2 separate regions of the Homo sapiens genome follow, and region 1 is linked to region 2. Evidence: chromatin loops called from intact Hi-C (ENCODE). Cell type or tissue: PC-9. All regions are shown on one strand. Each heading gives the region's core, and the rest is flanking DNA. Links, peaks and the distances in the headings are about the cores only. Region 1 overlaps EXOC6 (exocyst complex component 6). Region 2 holds the start of CYP26A1 (cytochrome P450 family 26 subfamily A member 1).

What was found. A loop is a pair of places that touch in the nucleus more often than their neighbours do. Peaks named below come from ENCODE experiments on the same cell type or tissue, not always from the same donor. Only the 100,000 strongest peaks of a DNase experiment are listed, where the experiment ranks them.
Region 1: it touches region 2 in a loop (6-fold over the local background); 17 of 110 quality-filtered maps call a loop at or near these places.

What each region holds. Positions count from the first base shown.
Region 1 is chr10:92,874,780-92,891,935 of GRCh38, forward strand. All of the region lies in intron 1 of EXOC6 (exocyst complex component 6), which reads left to right. Among named protein-coding and RNA genes, the nearest start is that of EXOC6, 35 kb to the left of the region's middle. In PC-9, for the core only: CTCF peaks have their summits at 5,887 and 10,312 (motif pointing right); no DNase peak of the experiment used is centred there.
Region 2 is chr10:93,068,362-93,076,361 of GRCh38, forward strand. It overlaps CYP26C1 (cytochrome P450 family 26 subfamily C member 1), which reads left to right. Exons shown (of 6, transcript NM_183374.3): 6 at 1-1,179. The coding sequence ends at 336. CYP26A1 (cytochrome P450 family 26 subfamily A member 1) reads left to right here and starts at 5,532. Exons shown (of 7, transcript NM_000783.4): 1 at 5,532-5,762; 2 at 5,947-6,171; 3 at 6,418-6,708; 4 at 6,788-6,946; 5 at 7,465-7,599. The coding sequence starts at 5,574. In PC-9, for the core only: no CTCF peak of the experiment used is centred there; a DNase peak (open chromatin) is centred at 3,640; H3K4me3 peaks cover 2,643 bases; H3K27ac peaks cover 561 bases.

The sequences.
Region 1 (17,156 bases), core at 5,711-13,710, 190 kb before region 2:
TATTTCTCCTTGATGACTTTGTCTTCATCCTTTTGTGAAGTCTGACTTTCTCTGCTTCTCTCTGTACTTGGTGGAGGATGACCACCTATAGCTTTTATATGTTAGGCACATACCTGACTATCTGAATTCCAGTTAATTTAAAATTCCTGAGAGTGTATCAGATTGTACACCCCTGTTGCAGTGTACTTTGAAAGAGGCTATGCAGCTTGTCCAACCTTGTCAATGGGTAGCAGTTCTCAGAGGGAAGGTAGGTATTATAGCTGTGTTTGTGCACTTTCCTAGGGAGAACTATAACTTTGATTATAATTAGAGAGGAGAGTCATGCTATCCCCAGGCACAGCCTAAATAAAGATTAAGAATCACTGTATGGGAATTACAGTGAAATTCCCAGTAACAACAGATATCTTTCATATCAGTTAAACTGTTTGAATTATGCACAATGCCATGTTCTTTCCTGTCTGTCTTTACCCGTAATTGAATACCCTCCTCCTCCTTTCTCTACCAATTCAAATATTACCTATTATTGAATTCTCCTATTTCCTCCACGAAATTTTTCCATCTTAGAATACTGCATTCTACATGGATACACACACAAATATATTTTATATGTCTGGATTCTTATAGCATGGACTTTGAAAATGCTACACAGCATTATTTTGTTGTTTGTAAATGTATGTCTTTGTGTATGAATAAGTATGTTTTGAATATAGCCCTAATTAGATTGCCCCTGAGACCTGTGATTTCATACATATCTCATGAATTCCTACTGTGTTACATAACAGAATGCCATGAGTACAACAGACTTAGTAAATCATTTTGGACTGAATTAATGAAAAACACAAACTTTCTTTATAGAAAAACTTAAAAAATATAGAAGAATAGAGAGCAGAAAAAAATCACTTTTATTCCCACTAAAGGATAATCATTGTTGACATTAATTTGAGTTTTTCTATGTAAAGTGGACATGTACTAAATATTGAATATTTATTGAGCAAAGTTATGTTATTCAACATATTAAATGATTACTATTAAATAGTTTTTAAGTGAAGCAGTGACTATAATATATAGAAATTTTCATCCCTTTTTTATCAAAATAAAAATACAATTTTTTGATTATAAAAATAGTAAATATTCATTAAAAAAATTTCAGAACACATGTATATATAAAAATCACTTAAAACCCTTATAACCAAAAGTACTCCATATTTGGTGTGTGTATTTCTGAGTTTGTCCTGTGAGTATATCTGTATTTGTGTGTTCATCTTTTTGAATTTAATATTGACAATGCCTATTATAATGTTATAAGTACTCTGTAAGGTAATTCTTTATGGTTGATTAATATTTTAAAGTACATATATCTTAGCTTATTTAATTATTTCCTTATGTTGCACATTTAAGTGGTTCTCATTTTGTGTGAAATTTTATGAAAAATAATATTAAATCTAAAATAATTTCTTAGTCAAGATCTTCATTCCTGGAGATAAAAGTAATCATGTAGGTAATTATAATAGCTAACATCTATTGAACATTGCCAATGTTTTAAACACTTAAATGCATTATTTAATCTTAACAAGAAGCAAAGAAGGTACCATTGTTATACCCATTTGCAGCTGAGGAAATTGAGGTAGGGATAGATAGATTAGGTCATTTGCCCCCTGCACTCAGTAATTGGTAGAGGTAGATGTGGATGCAGGCCAGTTGACTCCAGAGCCTACACTTTTAATCACTGTGCTTTGCCTTTTAACCTGGAGTATCAGATAATGAAAGCTGCAGTGTCAAAAGATTATTAAATTTTAACCTAAAAAAAGAGAGGGTTTAAAGAATGTGATCGGAATTGCACTCAGGAAGGGAGGGTCCTGTATGTCCAACCTGTGCTAGGGCAGAGGAGGCTCAGATCTTGGAAAGAACTTACAGTAAAGTGATGTAGGTTCCTTCTTCCTCTGCAGTTCCCAGACAGGCATCCAGTAGCTTAAGTGAGACCAATCTCCAGTTCATTTTCCTTAGGAGATAGGGGCTGTAAGAAAAATCACTGACACTTTTACCCTATGCATGCCCCTTTTCATTTCTCAACGATGGAAAAAAACAAAACAATGCAATCCTTTCCTACTTTCCCTTTTCATTCATATCCTCATTCATTCATTCCGGAGGTAAAAAAGAACTTAAATCAAGTTTGCTTTTAGGGCTCTCTCTTACTAGAAGGGATGGTTCTTTTTAGTTTAATAGAGCAAGGCTAATAGAATCTGCGTAATGATTTTTTGTTTTTTGTTTTTGTCATCCCTGAACGGGAAGGCAGGAAACTTACCCTTTGTGGTTTGTAAGGGAGTGTATGTATTGATGTTTTGGTATTGCCCACTTCTTTGTGCAGGAGCTTAATTTCAAGAGAATTAATTACTACAGGCATTGCCATAATAATCAGACAGATACTGTGGAAATCAGCAATGAATGTATTACTGACATTGAACATAAATAATATCAGCAACTGAAAGACGATTTGTGCAGTCATCTCCTTTTATCTTTTTTTTTTCCTGTAATATCCTTCAGCATTCCTTATGAGTCTAAGATTTGGATTGTCTACCTGGCTCTGGCCTTTTAGAAGCCACATGGTGTTGAATAAATCCCTTAACTTCTTTGAGCCTCATTTTCCTCATCTGTGAGATAGATATAAAACCAGTTGTCCTTTATACTTCTCCAGGTTCTTGATACCAAATGCAGTGATGTATGCAAAATTGCTTTGTGGATTGCAAAGCACTAATACAGATGGAAAAAGATGATTTTTATTTTTTGTTTTGTTATTTATATTCTGCTTTTGAGTGGGAATTGCCTTTTTCAACTTCATGTTTTCTTTCTGATTCTTCTGCAAAGCTGAGAAATGACCAATAGAAGTGGACTGTGTAGTCAGGGTCAGTGATGGGAGTTGGGATCAGCCTTATATCACTAACTGTGTTTTTGTTTTCCTCCATACTACTTCTGGATATACTTATATGGCAAAATTCTTTGTCTTTTGAAAAACATTTAACAAATTAAATATATATGTATATTACATATTTAGTTTTAAAAATATATTTTTGTCATTAGGAAAAGGATATGTCTTTAGGTAAAAATAGTACAAACCTCATGTTGCATAGATAATGCAGATAGTTCCAGTTATCTGGTCATTGGGCAAAAAGCAAGCACTTAAGGTCTTCAGCTCCAACCTTTTGTTCCATTTCCTATTGCTGGAATTTTCTATTCATTTCTTCTTGTTGGATAATTAAACTGGATGATGGTAGAGATGGTAAACCGGCATTTATTCATCCTTGCCCTGCTCAGCCTTGGGAGTGGGTGTATTCTGGCTGGTAGATTGACTGCTTTTATTTGTTTGCCATGTTATGGTTTAGGTTTTTCTGAGCATCTGCATCAGTAATTGAAGTTGCTACAGTACTGATGGTGAGGTGACTGCTGATCTTGAGTCTCAGCTACTTGATTTTCCTTATCCTCTTCATTGTAGTTCTTTCTAGGTCGTCTTTGGCGAGAAAGGTCCCTGTGGACATCTCTTTTTGGTAATGATGCCAAGCAGGCACATGAAGGTCCAAGACAGAAAAAAGGGCAAAAGAAGACAGCAAAAAAAGGAACCTTAATCTTGATCCTAGGACTTTATAGGCTCCCCTTTTTCCCATGATTCTTCCCTTAGGGTGGACTTTCCGCATGCCCAGTGCCCTCCTTACCCTTTGGAATTGAGCACACACAGTGTGTTTAGGGAGTGATACGCGTGCCCATCTGATGTTTTCTTTCCTTTTTTGGTGGAGTGCGCCCCTGGAAGATCATACTTTACCATTTTTGTCTCTTATCACACATGCATGCCCAGGAAGTTGCTTCTTCCTGGGGGTGCCAAATTATCATTTTTAGAGAGATAATGCGATAATTGTCAAACTGTCACCTGACATTTCTGGTGGGTGGCGGGGAGAGCCCTCTCCTGCCCTGCCCATGCCTATCTACCTGTAACAATGACAAATGTGTTGTTTTTTTAAGCCAGGTTTTTCTCAATCTACCTTAAAGGTTTTAAAATTGGTTTATACCTAGTCAAGTTGAGATTTTTAAGAACTTCATTTTTAATTTGTAATAAGAGCTTATCACTTTTTTCCAAAGAAATCAACAAACTGAGGCCACTTGTTAAAAAAGGTCTTTAAAAATATGTATGTATTTCAGGGGGTTCTTTGTTTCAAAGTTAGAATTAAATATATTTGCAGATGGCTTTCATTTTTAAAATTTTCTGCAGTTTAGTAAAGTTGTTGCTTCCACCTCAGGATATACTTTATACAATGTTGTCTTTTCCAGGACTGCCAAAAATTATCTTTTTAAGCATTAACTTTGCTTAATGTTTTCCCCCTATAAAATGCTAATGTTATTATATAGTTTAGAAGTAGATTAAAAGGCTCATAGAGGCCAGTTGTGGTTGTTCACACCTGTAATCCCAGCACTTTGGAAGGCTGAGACTGGAGGACCCCTCAAGACTAGCCTGGGCAACGTAGGGAGACTGTGTCTCTACAGAATTTTAAGAAAATTAGCTGGGCATGGTGGTGCACGCCTGTGGTCATAGCTACTGGAGAGGCTGAGGTGAGAGGATCACTTGAGCCTGAGGTCGAACCTGTAGTGAGCTGTGATCACACCACTGCACTCCAGCCTGGGAAACAGAGTGAGACTCTGTCTCTAAAAGAGAAAAAAAAGCTCATAGGTCTGTTAGAAATTTTAGGTTATTTTTCATTCAGTAATTTCAGTATTATCCTCATATATGACATCTAACATGAATAAATCATAAAAAATCATCCTTTGTAGATTTTCAAATGCTGATGAAGAAGACAAGTAAAATATGTTTTTGTTTGTATTTGATTGATATTCAATTCCTTATAGATCTTATCCATCAGTACTGATTTCCCATCAGTTTTCAATATATGTAACTTTTATATATTTATTGCAAATTCAAACACTGATTTTAAGATGTTCTTTAGTAAAATTATTATATGTGTTCTTTCAATATTTGAATGCCTGTTGTATGTCAGGCACTCTGTAATGTATAAAAGTTTATCCTGTGCTGTGTTGTTTATACTTACCCATAGGAGCCTGGAATTGCCAGATAATTTTTGTGCTGTTTATGATTCTGTTCTGCTATTTTTTTTAAAACAGTTATATTAAAGCAATAGGTAACAGGGTAAAACCACTTCAAAAAATAGGGAAATCTTATTTTTATTTTTATTTCATAATACTTAGTTGTTGATTAGGTCGAGTATGAGATTCACATCATATTTTGATGTGGTACTAAATGAAAATACAGTCATCCCAGTTTTTGTGGGGATTTGCTTCCGGGAACCGGTGTGGATACCTAAATCCATGGATGTTGAAATCTCTTATATAAAATGGTGTAGTATTTACATATAACCTATGCACATACTCCCATGTACTTTGTCATCTCTAGATTACGTATAATACCTAATAACAATGTAAATGCCATGTAAATAGTGGTTTACTGTATTGGATAGGGAATAATGGCAAGAACAAAAGTCCATGCATGTTTAGTATAGACGCAACCACCCATTTTTTTTTTCCTTGAATATTTTCCATCTGTGGCTGGTTGAATCCAGGGATACGGAACCCCCAGATACAGAGGGCCGACTGTACTTGGATTTCTAGAGGTTACTTTTTGGTAAAGGGTGCCCTCTAGTGAGCCTGTTCTTTTTATTAAGATTTGTAATTTATATCCTCACAGCACTTGTGAATTGAATGTAGAAATAGAAGACACCTTCAGTTCTCAAGGAACTTAGAAGATAAAATATACACCAAGTAGTGGGAGAGTAAATTTGATGTACATATTAATAAAAGATAGTGTAATATAAACCTTGTGTTAAAAAAAATGGGAAAATTTCTGGTAATGGGAAGGTTATCCAGTATAGCTATTTATGAAATTAACATTAAGGAACTGTCTTGAGCTGAAATTTGAAGGAAGTTTAAAATTAGTATTGAAGCATATGGAGGGGGAAGGGCATCCAGGGGTAGAAAATAAGTTTAGGACAGCACCAAAAAGGACTAGTGCCAAAAGGGAAAAAAATGGAGAAAAAAGGAATTATCCTGGGAAATATTTTAAGTTTAATACTATTTTAAATATTTTATGCAAATTTCCAAGTAACTTGTATTCTACATGAAAACTTTTTGTTTTTCTTTAGGAATTCAGGAAAGACTTGGCTGGGCAGTTGTAGGTTGGGGTCTCGTATGTGGTTGTAGTCAAATGGATATTGGTTGCTGTCAGCTACCTGCTGGGGCTGAAGTAATCTGAAGTCTCAACTGGACTAGACAGCCAAGATGGCTCGCCCACATTGCTGGCAGTTGCTGTGGCTGTCATTTGGGAGTGGCTACATGTGGCCTTTCCAGCTTGTCATTTTTAGGATAGTCAGATTTCTTACATAGTGGATGGCTTTCTCCAGACTAAGTGTCTAAAGGAGGCAGGTAGATATTGCATGGCCTTTTCTAGTCTTTGAAGTCACATAGTGTCACTTCTGTCATATTCCATTGGTGAAAGTAGTCACAAGCCTGCCCAGATTAAAGGAAGGGAGTGTAGACCCTTCCTCTTATTGTAAGATGTGCAAAGAATTTTGGACCTATGTCATAATACTACTTCATTTACTTTCTTGCCTCTCTGAAGAATAGGTTCAGTGTAGATAAATTTTAATGATTTAAGGAATAATTGTGCTCTGTATTAAAGTTGCCTGTGTATATGCCTGTTTTCTGCACTTCATTTTCAGTTTCTATTGCTTGTGCACTTACACAATGCTTAATATTGGTAGAAGGAATCTTCCTTTTTCTTGACCTACGTATTATTTCCTTGGAGCTGTTGTGTTTCTGATTTGCTTCTGGATTGCAGAGTATCAGCGATATGGTTTGGCTGTGTCCCCACTCAAATCTCTTCTTAAATTATAGTTCCCATAATCCCCAATAGTCATGAGATGGACCAGGTGGAGATATTGAATCATGGGGGTGGTTTCTCCCATCCTGTTCTCCTGATAGTAAGTTCTCACGAGATCTGATGGTTTTATAAGGGGCATTCCTCTTTGCTTGGCTCTCATTCTTCTTCTCCCTGCTGCCATGTGAAGAAGAACACGTTGGCCTCTTCTTCCACCATGATTGTAAGTTCTCTGAGGCCTCCCAAGACATGTGGAACTGTGAGTCCATTAAACCTCTTTTTCTTTATCAATTACCCAGTCTCGAGTACGTCTTTATTAGCAGCATGAGGACAGACTAACACAATCAGAGAATGTTATGGGAAGGTTGTTATTCATGTCTGCTGTATTTGATAAAATGGTTGGGAAAATGTTAAGAGTACTGGATATGATACTTTTACATTGGTTTTTTTCTTGGTATTTCATATTGCTAACTAACTATAGTAGAAATATTTTATTCCAAGATTGAGTGGCTACTTTGAGCAAACCTTTTGTGCATTTAAGATAAGGAGGTGGTGGTTGGGCACAGTGGCTCACGGCTGTAATCCCAGCACTTTGGGAGGCCAAAGCAGGTGGATCATCTGAGGTCAGGAGTTCGAGACCAGCCTGGTCAACATGGTGAAACCCCATCTCTACTAAAAATACAAAAAATAGCCAGGCATGATGGCAGGTGCCTGTAATCCCAGCTATTTGGGAGGCTGAGGCAGGAGAATTGCTTGAACCTGGGAGGCAGAGGTTGCAGTGAGCCAAGATCGTGCCACTACACTCCAGCCTGGGCAACATGAGTGAGGCTCTGTCTCAAAAAAAAAAAAAAAAAAAATTGGGAGGTGGTGTCTTTGCTATTTGTTGTTTAAAAGAAAATAATTCCAAATCATGTGGCTTTATGAAAAAAGACCCCATCTCTCAAAGATAATTTATCTACTATCTTTAAATAATATTTTAGCCCATTGTTTCTCACATGGTTGTTACTGAAATTTTGGGTTTCTTAAGTATATCTGGAGGCTACTGAAGAGAGTTGCGGTGTTTCAAGTCTCACTTCAGACTCTAACTTCAGGGTTTCAAGTGGGTTATAAATTGATATTGCAGAGGCTGCTCCACTGAAAGATTAGATCAGATTCTCAATTTATATAACAAAGAATACAAAGATTTACTAGAAACAACATGGTCACTCAGGTAGGAACAAATAGAGTGTCTCAGTGTAGCTTCTCCTACTTTCCAGGATCCATACGAGAGGCACAGAAAACTGCTGATAACTTTATCTGGGCAATGTAGGGCAACGTTCTGCATCTCAGAAAGCTTACTATTTGCTATATAACTGCCCTTTCATAATTGGGGCCTATGTATGTCCTATTCTGAAAGAACTGTAACAATTCATGTGCTTCTGTTTAAATAAATGTTTTCAAATCTTGGCTTTAAATCAATTGTGAACTAATTTGTTGCAGGAGAATTTGGTGAATTTACCACATTTACTGATATATCCAAATTCTATATTTTGAAATCATTTTGAGATTGACAGCAAGTGATGTGTATTGGATAGGATGATTTTAATAGCTTTTGGTAATTTCTATTGTTTCTTTGTGTTTGCTTTAAAAACTGTCTTTATAGCAGCATTTTAAAGAATGTTTAGTTTGTCAAAAGCTGGTAATTATAACATGGTTAATTGTCTTATATATTTAATATTCAGAAAAATATAGTTTATAGTTAGTAACCAAAATTTCAGTACTAGTCAATAAGATTAGCACCTAGAATCTGAAAAGAATTCAGTATAAATATGAAATTGCTAAAGAAGTATCATATGTACTCTTACTAATATGAAATACCAAAGTTTAATTACTAATAATGAGAAATATAAAATTAAGATTTATATGCTAGAAATTAAGCTTGATATGCCATTTGAAGAACTGGTGAAATAATAGTAAAAATGCCTATACTGGAAGAATAAAGAATGCGCAGAAGAGTGTGAAAGCAATTTTTTATTGATAGAAATGCAAACTTAAGGCTAATGTATCATTTGAAAAACTGGCAGAAAATAGGTTAGTGTTTGAAAAGGTATAAAATGACATTAAAAAGCATTAAAGGAAGTCAGAAGTAACTGATAGTATTTTGTCAGGGGTAAAAGAGTTAAGTTTTGTTTTCTTTTTGTTCTTTTCTTTTCTTTTCTTTTCTTTTTGAGATGGAGTCTTGCTCTGTTGCCCAGGCTGGAGTGCAGTGGTGCGATCTTGGCTCACTGCAGCCTCTGCCTCCTGGGTTTAAGTGATTCTCTTGCCTCAGCCTCCCGAATAGCTGGGACTACAGGTGTGTGCTACCACAACTGGCTAATTTTTTTGTATTTTTGGTAGAAACAGAGTTTCACCATGTTGGCCAGGCTGGTCTCAAACTCCTGGCCTCAAGTGATTCACCTGCCTTGGCCTCCCAAAGTGCTGGGATTACAGGCTTGAGCCACTGTGCCTGGCCTAAAGTTTTGTTTTCTGATAAAGGTTTGTAGAAAGCTTTGACACCAAAAGGTGTCAGTTGACACAAGCAGTGTCAATGCCCAGGGATTCCTGAACAATATTTCTGCTTCTAGTTTTCCAGTATTTGGAAGTCCATTTTCTTGCTAGTTTTTGTTTTTTCTTAAAAGCAGTTGATTGACATTTAGTAAAATACATGGGAAAGTCAGCCAGTGACTAGCATTTTAATGGCAATTGCTCTAGGTACTTTCTCAAATTATACACTATGCAGATGTAGCCCCTGACCATGCTCTTTTATGGTTATGCAACCAGTATATGTATTCTGTTAGTGAACAAAGCATTCTGGGACAGAGAAAAGCCATTTTTATTTTGTCTAGAAAAGAAACAATACTATTCTAGCAAATATAAGTAATTTCGGGACATTAGAATTAGATACTTTGAGATTATATCAGATTTTCCTCAAAGTGTAGACATTATTTTAGTAAAAAAGAGTAAATACATTTTATTTTCTTCACAGTTGTAATGGATTTATTCTTTACAATGAAGACTGCAGTGAATTAAAAAGATACCCAAAATAGTGTAAGGATATTACATGCTTTTTAACAAAAAATATATAAAAAGTGATGAGTTTTTTTCACAATAATACATCGTGAATGTTGGTTTTTCATCAGAAAGGGAACTTTTCCTTAAAAAAAATACTGTGGAATTTGATTACTAAGTCATTTATTTACAGAATATAGCATCTTTCCAAAAAATTCAAGTGGCCGTAGTTTCTCAGTTAAGACATTTGATTTGATGATAAAAGCATTAATTTCTAGTGAACCAATTTTAACATTTTAATGTCTTATCTTTCTTTTTGTATTTATTTTACTACCACTAGGTGGAGCCCTAAACACACAATTCAAGAAAGTATCTCTGCAAGATACTTTGTTTAAATTCCCTAAAGCCAATTTATAATCAGTTACAGCGAGTTAACTCATATTTAAACTTTGAAAACTTTGGTTTTCAAGGGTTGATATAATGAAGATAGAAAATGTGTTTGATACTTAAAATTTTTTTAGCTATATTTTTGAGACACAAAGTATTTTTATACATTCCGAGTTGCTAAAATTAAAATATGTAAGTAAAATCTTTAGTGTGGCATAAGCCATATTTGTTCTCTGTTCACATGAAGGTTAAAGTCAGCTCTTTTTTTTTTTTTTGAGATGGGAGTCTTTCCCTGTTGCCCAGGCTGGAGTGCAGTGGCGCAATCTTGGCTCACTGCAACCTCTGCTTTCCGGGTTCAAGTGATTCTCCTGCCTCAGCCTCCCAAGTAGCTGGGATACAGGTGTGCATCACCACGCCTGGCTAATTTTTGTATTTTTAGTAGAGACAGCGTTTCACCATATTGGCCAGGCTGGTCTGGAACTCCTGACCTTGTGATCCACCCACCTAAGCCTCCCAAAGTGCTGGGATTACAGGCGTGAGCCACTGTGCCCAGCCATCTCTTCTTTTAAAAATGATTTTGCATCTGTACTTCTGTCTGAGTTGCATTAAATTTTGCCAGAATTAGACATTTTATTGTGTTAAGCTTTTGGAAGGGATGACTGAGCTAACCCCCCCCTCTTTTTTACTTTTAAACAAATTTTATTTTATTTATTTATTTATTTTACCTTTGTCCTGAACTCTCTTACATTGATGTGTCATTATCTATATATAGAGCACTAAGGTATACTCTTATTGGATGTGGGAGAATGGAAAGTTTACTAATTTTCTAATGTTCGCTCTTGCTGGTTCTAGCATATAAATATGTGTGTGTTTGTTTACAGGAACTTGATTAGACTTAACAATAGAAATTATAAAATTTTGGGAGACTGAAAGAACGAAAAATTATTTTTGTTAAAATTGTTTATTGATTCAAAATTTAGAATGGCAATAAATCTAGCACATTCATATATGAATTAGGTAGATATAACTATAAACCAACTAGGCTCAAAGAGTGAGTACTGCTTAACAGCATTTCCTTTCTGTTCCTACAAATCAGAATTTCAAAGAATAATGATTATCATTTAAAGAAAAAAAGAAAAATAGCTTTTTCAGAGTCTCTTCAACTGAGGTCAAGTACAGGGCCCTCGATTTTCTCTACTTCTTTTTGCTCCTCCTTATTTTGTTGCATTTGTAATTTAAAACTGCGTAACTATTAGCTATGCCTCAGTTATCATCCCCCTTTTCTGTCCATTGGTTGATTTCACCTGATGGGTGCAACAGTGCACATCAGGGATTCCCTATTGAGTCATTCTCAATTGTTGATCTTCAAAGGTGATCTGGTTGGTTGCTATGCTGGTAACTTCCCTCTGCATTCTATGCTGCTTATCACCATTTCTGACTGGAGAGTCTATGTAATATAGTAGTTCAGAGCACTGACTTTGGAGTCAGGTAGACCTGGGGTTAAATCTTGACTCTGTTACTATATGACTTCAGACTCAATGTCTTAATCTTCCCAAACTACATTTGTAAATTGTGATGCTAACAGAATCCATGTTGTAAAGCTGTAATGATTAACATAGTTAAGCCAGAAGTATGTCTGGAATAGCAAATGGTTATCTGGGGTCAGAAGAGAGTTGGGACAGCCTGAGACTTAGTAATTGGTAGATCAAGACCTACTCTTCTCATTCACAGTACTAATTCTTTAATTTTTTTATTGGAACTTATGGTTCTGTTTTTATACTTAATGAGATAATGCATGTAAAGCACTTAATACATAATAAGTACTTGGTTGGTTGTTATTATTTTTATCATTACCATCATTAAGCCAGAAGCAGCAGACATGACTCCTCTCTGGCCGGTTAAGTCACTGTGGGGAATTGTTGACCTGAAGAGCACATCTTCTCTTCATTTTCTTCTCCTTCCACTATCTTTCCAAATTGTCAGGCTGTCTGATTCAAGGTTAACCCTACATGGTTATCAAGAGAGAAGGTCCATAAGTTCTGCTATACATACTGTGTCAAGAGATTCTTGGGATAAGAGTAGCTTTTGTTTTTTTCCTCATTCCAGTGTTCTGATACATGTCCACCTTTTCTCCTTTCTTGCCTCTCTCCATTCAGTCAGCTATTTATTATTGGCCTTATTAGCAAATTTCTAGACTAGTTATTTTTAATATTACTTTTTATCAACGTAAGTAGAGGATTAAATCAACTACTTGTAGTGATTAATTTAATTTTTTTTTTTTTTTTTTTTTTTGGAGACGGAGTTTCGTTCTTATCGCCCAGGCTGGAGTGCAGTGGTGTGATCTAGGCTCACTGCAACCTCTGCCTCCCGGGTTCAAGCAGTTCTCTCCTGCCTCAGCCTCCCAAGTAGCTGGGATTACAGGCGCCCGCCACCACACCCAGCTAATTTTGGTATTTTTGGTAGAGACAGGGTTTCTACCTGGCCTGTTGGCCAGGCTGGTCTCAAACTCCTGACTTCAGGTGATCTGCCCGCCTCAGCCTCCCAAAGTGCTGGGATTACAGGAGTGAGCCACCGTGCCCAGCCGATTAATTCCATTTTGAGCGCTTGCTTGCTGGCTTTTAGATTTGTGCTGCATTTATTAAAATGACATAGATCTAGGAACTTTCTAGGCTTTTTCTAGGGCCAGCATTCTATCATTTGATGAATTTTTGATTCTGGCACTTGCCTGATTCTTCAGTACATTCTTTAAATGCAATTTATTCCTGTGGTTTGGAACTTTTATTCACCTTGATGACTTTATTTCTGTGTACTCTGCTCATTGATATGGGTTGTGGGTGACACGTGGGGGTATCAGCTGTGAGTACAGCTTATGTGCATGTCTGGAATAGCAAATGGTTATCTAGGGTCAGGAGAGAGTTGGGACAGCCTGAGACTTTGTAATAGATCAAGACCTACTCTTCTCATTCACAGTACTAATTCCTTAATATTATTTTTATTTCTTTCATTGGAACTTACGGTTCTATTTTTTAATAGCAGAAGGCATGGAATGTAAATAGTTTACCCCTCTCAGGCTTTGGTTTTCTATTAATGGAGGGTGGGTATTGCATATATTCTAAAAAAAAATATTGTTTTTCTCCATTATAGCACAACAGAAAAAGAGGAGTTCACCTGTGATGCTATAGTAGATGCACTGGCAGTATCCTGAATTACTATAAAGCAGGAGGAGTTTTGTTTTTAAAACTTTGAAGAATATATTGGAAAAACATACCAAAGGATTTACTTTGAGAACTTTCTAAACTGAAATAGACTTCTGGGAAAGAACTATTGTTCTCTTCTTCCTGTTTATTTATGTTATTACTCTTCTTCAAAAGGGATAACAGTATCTCCTTTATATCCACAAAAGCAGTCAAATCCTCCCTTGAAGGGACTCTGTATTCGGGTAGTCCTGAAATATCTCTTGCTAGATTTTTGCTCCAATGTGATAATTGTAATATAAAAAATTCTTTTGGTGTATTTTGTTTATTATTTGGTATTTTAAGAGCCAGATAAATGTCCAACTTTTAATAAAATGTGTTAAACATAGAAATGTGTATGTATATTACTTAAATACAATACTTTCTCATAATCATGACATAAAAATTTGTTTATAGCACACCAAGGTCAGTTAAGATAAACTTCTTGCACAAGAATTTTCCTTAGAAATAATGTTATTTAGTTAATAGTTCTTGTTATATATGTTAATTGTGGGAAAAGTACGAAGTAGGAATTTTAGTACTGCCTCAGTTACTTACCAGCTAGGCTATGTTGAGCAAGTCATTTATCATTTCTATACTGTTTACTCATTTGTGAAAAAGAGGCAGTGATAGTTTCTCTGATGTGTATAAGAAATAAATGAAACACTAAATGTAAAAAATGCAAAAGGACATATAAAAATGTTAGGTGTTAGTGGTAGTCAGATCCTTTGGTGTGATAATTGAGTTTTGGTCATATTTATTTGATATTTGTATCTAGTACTCAGTTGTTCAGCCACTGGTTCACTTGTTTAACGAGGATTTGGTTGTCTCATGTGTATACTATACTAGTCATTAGTGTATGTTAAGCACTTACCATGTGTCAGTTATTGTTTAAGAATTTTTCATGTTTACTAATTTAATCCTCCTAACACTCTAATGTAGATACTATTTTTTAAAGACTTTTTTTTCTTTAGAGTAGTTTTAGGTTTCTAGCAAGATTGGGAGGAAGTACAGAGATTTCCCATATATTCCCTATCCTACTCATCCAAAGCCTCCCCAGCGTCAATATCCCTCACCACAGTAGTAGATTTTTAAAAACTGATGAACCTACATTGACACATCATTATCATTCAAGGTCTAGTCTAGATTCATTTCTTTGCATGTGTATGTCCGGTTGTTTTAGCACCATTTGTTGAAGACTGTCTTTTCTCTATTGTATTACCTTTGCTCCTTTGTCAAAATTCAGTTACTATGTTTATGTGGGTTTATTTCTGGTCTGTCTATTCTGTTCCATTGATCTGTTTGTTTTACCAATACCATGCAATCTTGATGACTGTAACTTTATAGTAAATCTTGGGTCGTGTTGTCAGTATTCCAATTCTGTTCTTTTTTTTTTTCTTTCTTTCTTTTTCAGAGTGGGGGTTGCGCTCTGTCACCCAGGTTGGAGTGCGGTGGCACAATCATGGCTCATTTCTGTCTCAAACTCCTGGGCTCAAGCAATTTTCCCATCTCAGCCTACTGAGTAGCTGGGACTACAGGCGTGTGCCACCATGCCTGGCTGAATTTTGTCCTTTTTCAATATTGTGTTGGCTATTTTGGGTCTTCTGCCTTTCTATATAAACCCAAGGATCAGTTTATCGATGTCTGCAAAATAACTTGCTGGGATTTTGATTGGGATTGCCTTGAATCTATAGATGAAGTTGGGAAGAACTGATACCTTAATGATATTGTCTTCCTCTTCATAAACATGGAATAGTTCTTTATTTATTTAGTTCCTTGATTTTTTTAAAATCAGAGTTTTGTAGTTTTCCTCCTGTAGATCTTGTGTATTTTTTAGATTTATATCTAAGTATTTCATTTTGGAGGATGCTAATGTAAATAGTATTGTGTGTTTAACTTCAAATTCTACTTGTTCATTGCTGTATGTGCTATTATTATCCTGATTTTATGGTTGTGAAAACTGATACTTAGAGAATTCAGGTGGCTTACCTGAGGTTGAACTGCTAGTAAGTGCCTTTTCTAATTCCATCCATTCATCTATTAATTCATGCATTTATTAATGAATTATTTATTGAGCTTCTGTTATATGATAGACACTATTCTAGGGCTGGGGATGCAATAGGGAACAAAACAGTCAAAAACTATGTCCTCATGCAACTTACATTCCAGTAGGGGAAGACAGATAATACTTAAAAGTGTGAAACAGAGAGTATATTCTACAGTGGAAGGAATGATATAGTGATAAACTCCTTTGTTTTAGAAGATTAAAAAATAAAGCAGGGAAGGGGATAGTGTGTGTGTGTGTGTGTATCTGTCTGTCTGCCTATCTATCTCTGTGTCTGGTCTATCTAGATAGCATAGATGGGAATATGCCTGTGTATTAAGAAAGCCATGAGGAGGCCAGTGTTGCTGGCATGGAATAAGTAAAATGGAGAGTAAGTAACAGGAAGTGAGGTCAGTGAGGTAACAAGAGGCAAAATTATGTAGGGTCTTATGGGCTGTTGTAAGATAAACTGGGTTTTGAGCAGAAGAGAGACATGGGCTTTGCCTTAGGTTTTAATGGGACAATTCCCATTAGCTATCATCTGGCTGCTGTATTGAGAACAGACTGAAAGGGAACAAGGATGGAATCAGGGAGACCAGTTAGGAAGCAGTTGACAAATCTACGCAAGACATGTTGTTGGCTTAGTCCAGGGTGATACCAATGGGGAGGTAGTTTGCTGGAGAAGGAGAATAGTCAAGGGTGAGTCCAAGGTTTTTTGCCTGAGCAACTAGAAAAGTGGGGTTTACTGAGATGAGGAAGACTATGGGAAGGGCAGGTTTTGTGAAAGGAGATCAGGAATTCATTTTCGGACATATTTGAGGTGCTTATCAGACATCTAATTGGAGAGATATATGAGTTTGAGGAGAGGTCAGGGCAGAGATAAAAATTTAGCAGGTGTCAGTGTGCTTATGGAATTTAAAGCTACAAGTCAAGATGACATGGAGATAGAAAAGAGAATATGTCCAAGATCAGAGCCTAGTTCTAACTCAGCTCTTACAGAACCTACATTTTTTAAAAAATTAAAAAAATTAAAATTTATATTTGACGTACATTAGAATGTAGGCATAGATGCCAAGAACCTAAATTCTTTTTTTTCTTTTTTAGACGGAGTTTCACTCTGTCACCCAGGCTGGGGTGCAGTAGTATGATCTTTGCTCACTGCAACCTCTGCCTCCCGGGTTCAAGCGATTCTCCTGCCTCAGCCTCCTGAGTAGCTGAGATTACAGGCACCTGCCACGACACCCAGCTAATTTTTGTATTTTTAGTAGAGACAGTGTTTCACCATGTTGGCCAGGCTAGTCTCAAACTCCTGACCTCAAGTGATCTGTCCGCATCGGCTCCCAAAATGCTGGGATTACAGGTGTGAGCCACTGCACCTGGCTGCCAAGAGTCTAAATTCTTAATAATTGGTATCCTATATTGTTACCTCTTGTATTAGAGAGTGTATTCATTAAAAACCTAAGACAGAGGCTACCCTCAAGAAGTTTATGGTCTATTTGGGGAAACAAAATATATTTTAAATACAAAACATGTAAAT
Region 2 (8,000 bases), core at 1-8,000:
CGGGACACGCACGAGACGGCTGCGGTGTACCGCAGCCCTCCCGAAGGCTTCGATCCAGAGCGCTTCGGCGCAGCGCGCGAAGATTCCCGGGGCGCCTCCAGCCGCTTCCATTACATCCCGTTCGGCGGCGGTGCGCGCAGCTGCCTCGGCCAGGAGCTGGCGCAAGCCGTGCTCCAGCTGCTAGCTGTGGAGCTAGTGCGCACCGCGCGCTGGGAACTGGCCACACCCGCCTTCCCCGCCATGCAGACGGTGCCCATCGTGCACCCAGTGGACGGGCTGCGGCTCTTTTTCCACCCCCTCACGCCTTCGGTTGCGGGGAATGGGCTATGCCTCTGACATGCTTGCGCTCTAGGACACGGCTTGGCCGGTGGCTATGGCGCGCACGCAGCGCCACCCATCTGCCGCTCCCCATTGTAGCGTCGCGCGCCCACTCTTTCACTCGTTCAACAATCTTTCAACAAATGTTCGCCAAACGCGGATGTGTGCCGGACTCGAGGAAGGAGGAGGGCGAGCCACCGCTGCCGCGCCAGAGAAGCATCTAAGCCCATGGGAAGATGCCTTCTGCGCTCCGCGCCCAGAGGAAGGAAAATGTCGTGGGCCAAGCAGGAATGGAGGGAATAGATAGATCCCCACGAGGTGCTGCTTGGCTTCCCCTTCCCGAGCCAATCCAGGGAGGGTGCATGGATGGGGGAAGGCGAGGTAGGGGTGGCAGGGGAGTGGGAATATTGCAACTCGGGGACATTGCAGAGACCCGACGCACGCGGTGGGACCTGCAACCCTTGTAAGGAAGCGGGCACGCCGTGGGCGCAACCCTGGCCTGGCTTTGGGCCATAGAAAAAACACGCAGAGGATGCCTGACGGAAGGCCCTCTGGCAGCTGGCGTCTGGCTTCGTGCGCCTTGGCCACTCTGCCGGTCTCGGCGGAAACTAGCAACTGTGGGCACTTCCAGGCTCGAAAGGGCTCAAGGTCACCGGATTCTGCTGGCCACTTCTTAAAAGGAAAAATTCCTACCTTAAGAAGGCATTTACTCTTGTCATGTATACAGAGGAGAATAGGCACACCAACACGTCTCCAACGCTGGATTATTTTCATGGGAGGTTGAGACATAATTAGAGAGGTTTGAGATATTTGTACCAAAAATAGGAAGGCCAAGAAATAAAGTGTCTTGGGAGCGGTTGAGTGAGGAGGCTAGGGTTTATCTGGGCAGCTGCTCCCTGGGGGGAAGGCACTGGGGTGCAGGGTTGGGGAGGCCAGGGAAGGACCCACCCCACAGTACACCCAGAGAGGAGCTGGGAGCTGGGCAGCCTAGGGCCTGGGCTGCCCAGACTTCTCTCTGAGTATAACCCCAGAAGCTGGGCTGTGAATTGTCTCCAGGTTTCAGGGACCTTATTTTTATTTTTATTTTTTTGAGACAGGGTCTTCCTCTGTGGCCCAGGCTGGAGTGTAGTGGCACAACCAGCTCACTGCCACCTCTGCCTCTCGTGCTCAAGCCATCCTCCCATCTCAGCCTCCCAAGTAGCTGGGACTACAGGCACGTGCCACAACGCCTAGCTATTTTTTTTTCTATTTTTAATAGAGACGGGGGGTTTCACCATGTCACCCAGGCTGGTCTCAAACTCTTGGGCTTAAGCGAACCATCTGCCTTGGCTTCCCAAAGTGCTGGGGTTAGAGGTGTGACCCACCACACCCTGGAGTCACTCCTTTCCAGTGACTCCAGTCTAGTCCCTGCGCCCTCACCCCTCCCTGCCATTTCAGGGCCTTCTGGTTTTACGGCTTCACCATCCTCTCTATCACAGAGAAGAAATTGAGGAGCAATCTAGGTGAATGACTCACCTGAGAAGCCCAGCAATAGGCTCCTGGACTCCCCAGCCAGTGCTCTCCTCCACCCCCATCCCTTCACTCTTCTGCCCCAACCTCTGTTCCTGTGGCCATCAGGTAGGGCTGAACACTTTGGCCTCCTTTTCATGATAAGCCCTAGCTAGACTTGAGGACTCTCTCAACCATTCCGGTACAGAGGTTCCAACCAGTGTTTAAATCAAAGCCAAAAGCCTCCATGTCATCATTCCCAACAGCCCACTTCAATCTGCCACCCAGCTTCCAACAGACCGGGGCAGCTGGACATAAGGGGTGAGCCAGGGAAGTAGCTGCCTAGGCCTGAGCTGACCCCTTAGTGAACCAGAAGAAAGCCAGTGCCCTCCTGACCTCATGCTTAAGGTGGATCCCAGGGCCAGAAGGAAGGGGGACACAGCAGGCACTTACAGGGTTGGTAGCTCCACAGTACAGCAAGCCCTTCCAACCTGGGCTGACACTGCCATAACCCCCACACAGGGCAATTCATCACCCATTGTCAGCCAAGGGCCTGGTGCCAGGCCCTGAGCTTGGGAGACACCAGGGGCAGCAAAGGTGGCAGGACGTGGGCCCGCCCTAAGAGTGCTCTTGCAAATGCAGAGGACAGCCTGGCCTGAGAAGCGTGGGTTTGGGCGAGGAGAAGGATGCAGGCTTCAGGGTTGATTGTGATTTAGAGAGAGGAGAGAAGAATGGGGTGGGGACCCTCAGAAGCAAGGCTAGTTGAGCTGGTTCCAAGAAGACCTGGTTGACCTGCATTGGGGTCTGGACTAACTATAAGCCTCTGTAGGGATGGCTCCAGTTTTAATTTTCCATGGATACATCATGCTCAGTAATTTTGAGGGATATCTTAGCTCCTGTTTTAGTAGCTGCAGATTCTCTGGGGAAGGAGCAGAGGAGGTTCCTTCCCTCCTGCACTTGATATGCTCTGGAGGGAGGCAGACAAGAAATAAACTAGCAAACAAAAGGGTAAGAATATGTCCAGTGGTGATAATCGCCGTCATGGAAATAAAACAGGCCTGTGATAGTGTCTGGGGCTAAATTAGGCTGGATGGGTGGGGGGAACCTTGGAGGAGGTGACATTTGACTTTGGAAGGAACCAGCCAGCGGTGGCCTGGGGGAGGGGTGCCACATGCAGAGGGAACAGCAGGTATAGAACTGTGAGACAGGAACGCACGTTCAGAAATGAGACCGGGGGCTGAAAGGAGAAAAGCGGAGGTGGACTCCTTTGCTGTGACTCCAGTCTAGTCCCTGTACCCTCACCCCACCCCACCAGCAAAAAAAACAAAAAAACAAAAAAACAAAAAACCCGACTCCCCATCCCCGCCTCTTAGCAATAGGGAGGCTGTTTTGTAAACATCTTGGAAACGAGTTGTTTTTCAGTGAACCCACCCCCCTCCCCGCCCACCACCACCCACGAAAGCTTGGCGAGATTCCTAGATCAAAGTTCCTATTGGCCTGGTAATTTATTGACCCCCCACCCCCCGCCCTGCCCCCCTACAAGATGTTCTTTAATGATCGTTCACTCTCACATTTAATCCTTTCCTGCCGGACGCCCCCGCCGGCCTCGATGTACAGATAGATTAAAACGTTTTTTTCCCTGCGGCAATTTCCAGCGTGCAGGCCCCGCTCATCTTGTGACCCGGCTTGAGCTGAACTTGGCGAGGTGGCCCCGCAGAGTTCACTCGGATGTCACGGTCCGGCCTGCAGGGGTCACAGGCGGGTCAGGCCCGAGGATTGGGAATGGGCCCCAGGTCACGTCCCCATTCGTCGGCTTTGCACACCGGCCGGAGGCGCTGTCCAGAAAGGGGCGGACCCGGGATTTCTGAGAATTACCTCCAGCGCGATTGGCCTGGCTTCCTGCAGTGGCCAGAGGTTGGTTCGCCGTGTTTACAGCCACCAAATCGTTTGCCGGAGACTGAAACCCTGCCCAGAGCCTCTGAAACACTGGGCAGGTTATGGGGAAACGCTGACCCCCCGAAACACTCCCTGTGGCGGCGACTCTGGCTTGGAGAGTCGCTAGGATTGTGCGGGTCCCTCCGACCTCTGCAGATATTTCCTGATACCTCCGGGTTTGGGGACTACCGCGAGAAGGGCAACGCATTTAAACTCTCAGGAGCAGAGTTTTCCACCTCCAAGGGACGCCTTCCAAGGCGTGCGGCGTGCTTCTGCCAGAGACAGTGTTCAGTTTTAAACAAATGCAGGTCATTCTGTTTCATTTTCGGCGCCGCAGGTGCGTTCAGCGCCCAAACCCAGGTAGCGTGTGACCCTGACTGGTCCCGAGCCGGGAAGCTCCGGCAGGTGGAGAGCAGAGAGAGCAGGTGCGCGTCCCGCAGCGTCTGAGCTCCGGGCATTGGCAGCTCAGTAGCAGCTGATTGTAGATGGGCAAAGTACAGAAGACTTCCCAGTACGGATCCCTTCACCCCTCCCATTAGGGGTCGGTAGAGCCCTGAGTTTAGGGCCGAGCACCCCCTCACCTGGATGAGGACAGTGGCTTTACTCTGGGTGGGACTTGGGAGAGAGGAGGAGGACTCCAGTGCCCGGTGTACCGGACACCCAGGTAACGCAGTCTACCGTGCCTGGAGCTGGGAAGAGTAGTTGCAACCGGAGCCCCCTTTTGGGAACTCACTACCCTGAGGCTTAGACAGGTCGGGAATGATCGCCTCCCGGTTAAGGAGGAGGAAACAGGCACAGTGATGTGTGGTGACTTGCCCAAGGTCACACGCAGTACAGATGGAGCCGGGCCTCGGAGCCAGGACTCCTGGGCTCCCCTTCCTCTTATACCGTCTCTTTATCCTGCCAGGGCTAAGGACCCCCTTCCCTGCTGTCCAGCTGGGGCGCCAAGCAGCAGGGCCCTCCGAATAGGCGAGCTGTGCTTGGATCTCAGAGACGGGCACCGACTGCCGAGCCCCAGACGAAGTGCCCCAGGGTCGGGGATCAGGCTTGTGCAGGGTAGCACCTGGGGACCTGAGGGACCTGGAGGCCTTCTTGTATCCTGAAGTAGGACCTTCTAAGACTTCATGAGTCCTGGCCCCCTTGCAGGGGTTGGGGAGCTGGGGATCCCAGATCTGCCTATTGCGCCCGATGCCCCGAGGCTCTCTCTTGGACTCTGGCCCTGAGTTCTTCTGCGCGATCCTTCGGAGACGTCTGGAGGCCTGCTTTATGCATCTCTCTTGGACCTCAGTTTCCCCACACGTGGGAGGAGGCAGCTGGACGATTCCTGAAAGGACTTTCCCTTGCTTCCTCATCACGTGGAAGAGAGCCCACCCGGCACCTGGAAATGGAAAGCCAGTGAAGGCTGCTTTGGGCCGGGGCAGCGGGTGGGACCGGGCGGGAGGGATTCCAAAGAGACCGCCGGGAAGGCTAGAGCTTGGAATTCCGGCTCCTCGGAGTCCTGGCCCTCCCCCACCGCCGCCTCGGAGCTCAGCACACCTTGGATGGGGGAGGCGGGCAGCTCCTAGCCCCGCACCCCAGGAGGCGCGCTCGGAGGGAAGCCGCCACCGCGCCGCCTCTGCCTCGGCGCGGAACAAACGGTTAAAGATTTTGGGCAGCGCCTCGCGGGGGGAGGAGCCAGGGGCCCAATCCGCAATTAAAGATGAACTTTGGGTGAACTAATTGTCTGACCAAGGTAACGTGGGCAGCAACCTGGGCCGCCTATAAAGCGGCAGCGCCGTGGGGTTTGAAGCGCTGGCGGCGGCGGCAGGTGGCGCGGGAGGTCGCGGCGCGCCATGGGGCTCCCGGCGCTGCTGGCCAGTGCGCTCTGCACCTTCGTGCTGCCGCTGCTGCTCTTCCTGGCTGCGATCAAGCTCTGGGACCTGTACTGCGTGAGCGGCCGCGACCGCAGTTGTGCCCTCCCATTGCCCCCCGGGACTATGGGCTTCCCCTTCTTTGGGGAAACCTTGCAGATGGTACTGCAGGTAAGGGAGGGTGGGGCGGGACAGGCTGCTTCCCCGGAGCCCGGCGCGGCTCTGGGCTTCTGCTGAAGTCGGGGTAGGCGCCCCCGGGAGGCATGCTATTGCGGCTAGGAGCAGGGCTGGCGGGAGCGCGGCGCTCCCCGGCGCCCCCTCATGCCCACTTCTCTCCTCCGCCTTCCTCCCACAGCGGAGGAAGTTCCTGCAGATGAAGCGCAGGAAATACGGCTTCATCTACAAGACGCATCTGTTCGGGCGGCCCACCGTACGGGTGATGGGCGCGGACAATGTGCGGCGCATCTTGCTCGGAGAGCACCGGCTGGTGTCGGTCCACTGGCCAGCGTCGGTGCGCACCATTCTGGGATCTGGCTGCCTCTCTAACCTGCACGACTCCTCGCACAAGCAGCGCAAGAAGGTGGGGGCAGGAGGCGACGGCTGGACAGGGAGGGGGACCCCATTTATGAGCGGAATTCCGGCTGATGGATGCTAGGCGCGGGCTAGCAGCTTGAGGTGGGCTAGGACCCTCTGCCAGCTCCAGGTTAGCTTTCCCAGCTCGGAGAGTGCCATGTGTCTGGCAGGACTGGGGGTGTCTGGAAGGGGACGGCGGTAGACGAGAGGGGCGGATGGAGGCTTTTAACGCTGTCCCCTCCTCGGGACTCAGGTGATTATGCGGGCCTTCAGCCGCGAGGCACTCGAATGCTACGTGCCGGTGATCACCGAGGAAGTGGGCAGCAGCCTGGAGCAGTGGCTGAGCTGCGGCGAGCGCGGCCTCCTGGTCTACCCCGAGGTGAAGCGCCTCATGTTCCGAATCGCCATGCGCATCCTACTGGGCTGCGAACCCCAACTGGCGGGCGACGGGGACTCCGAGCAGCAGCTTGTGGAGGCCTTCGAGGAAATGACCCGCAATCTCTTCTCGCTGCCCATCGACGTGCCCTTCAGCGGGCTGTACCGGGTAAGGGCGGCAAACGGGCTGCGGACTAGGGGCGCGGGACCTGGGCGTCTGCTCACCGCCGCGCGCTCTCTGCGCTCAGGGCATGAAGGCGCGGAACCTCATTCACGCGCGCATCGAGCAGAACATTCGCGCCAAGATCTGCGGGCTGCGGGCATCCGAGGCGGGCCAGGGCTGCAAAGACGCGCTGCAGCTGTTGATCGAGCACTCGTGGGAGAGGGGAGAGCGGCTGGACATGCAGGTGAGTAGCAGCTTCAGACCAGGCACTGCGGAGTTTGGTCCCCTGGCTTTCCAAGCGCTGTTCCTGGGGCCCCCAAAGCGCGCGCCTGGGGCCCAGCTTTCTGGAGTGGGCGGCCGGCTCAGACTACAGCTATGGAATCCCGAAGGAAGGCTGAGACACCCGGTCAGGAGAGCTGCGGAAGGGGCTGCGGCGGAACTGGGAGCATCCCCTAGCCTTTCCAGGTTTCAAAGGGAAAGTTGGAATTTGCAAAAATGTTAATAAAGAACCTTGCGATTTTAATAAAACTAAGACTTTAACTCAGGAGTTTCCGGTAGAGCGGGGTCGTACTCGCCTTACTGCTCCAGCTGAACTAAAGGGACGTTGCATTTTGTTTAAAGATATTGCTTTCCTTGACTTTCTGTCAGCAAAACATTTAGCCCTTCTAGTCTTCCCTCCAGAACTCTCAGTTCGATTCTGAGTAATCCTTCTGTCAAACCGCAGGCAGACTTGTGAGAATGTGGGTCTCACTCTATTCTTAGGCACTAAAGCAATCTTCAACCGAACTCCTCTTTGGAGGACACGAAACCACGGCCAGTGCAGCCACATCTCTGATCACTTACCTGGGGCTCTACCCACATGTTCTCCAGAAAGTGCGAGAAGAGCTGAAGAGTAAGGTAGGGAGACTGGGTCTGGGGGTGTCCTTATTAGCTTAGGAAATTCAGCTGCTCCCTAGCCAACTTCCGAATAAGTCAGTGTGCTGCCTTCATGGAGTATTTTGAAAGTGCAGGGCCCAGGGCTGCGTGGGCCAGTGGGCAGAATTAGCTTTGTGAATAAACAGGATGGAGTCTTGAGCTGTGAGCCCACTTGGGCAGGGTTTGACCTTGTATTCCTACCCCTCCTCCACCTTTTGCTGAACCGTGGAGATTCTCAGATAGGTTCCACTTTCTTGAATTGGTGTGTCCAAGGGCATACATAGTGTGAATAGCTGATTAGTGTGGGTGGTGGTGGTGAGTGTGGGGTGGGGGGGCGTGGGGAGAAACTTGGTCCTTCTAACTGGTGAGCAGCATTCTCCTGG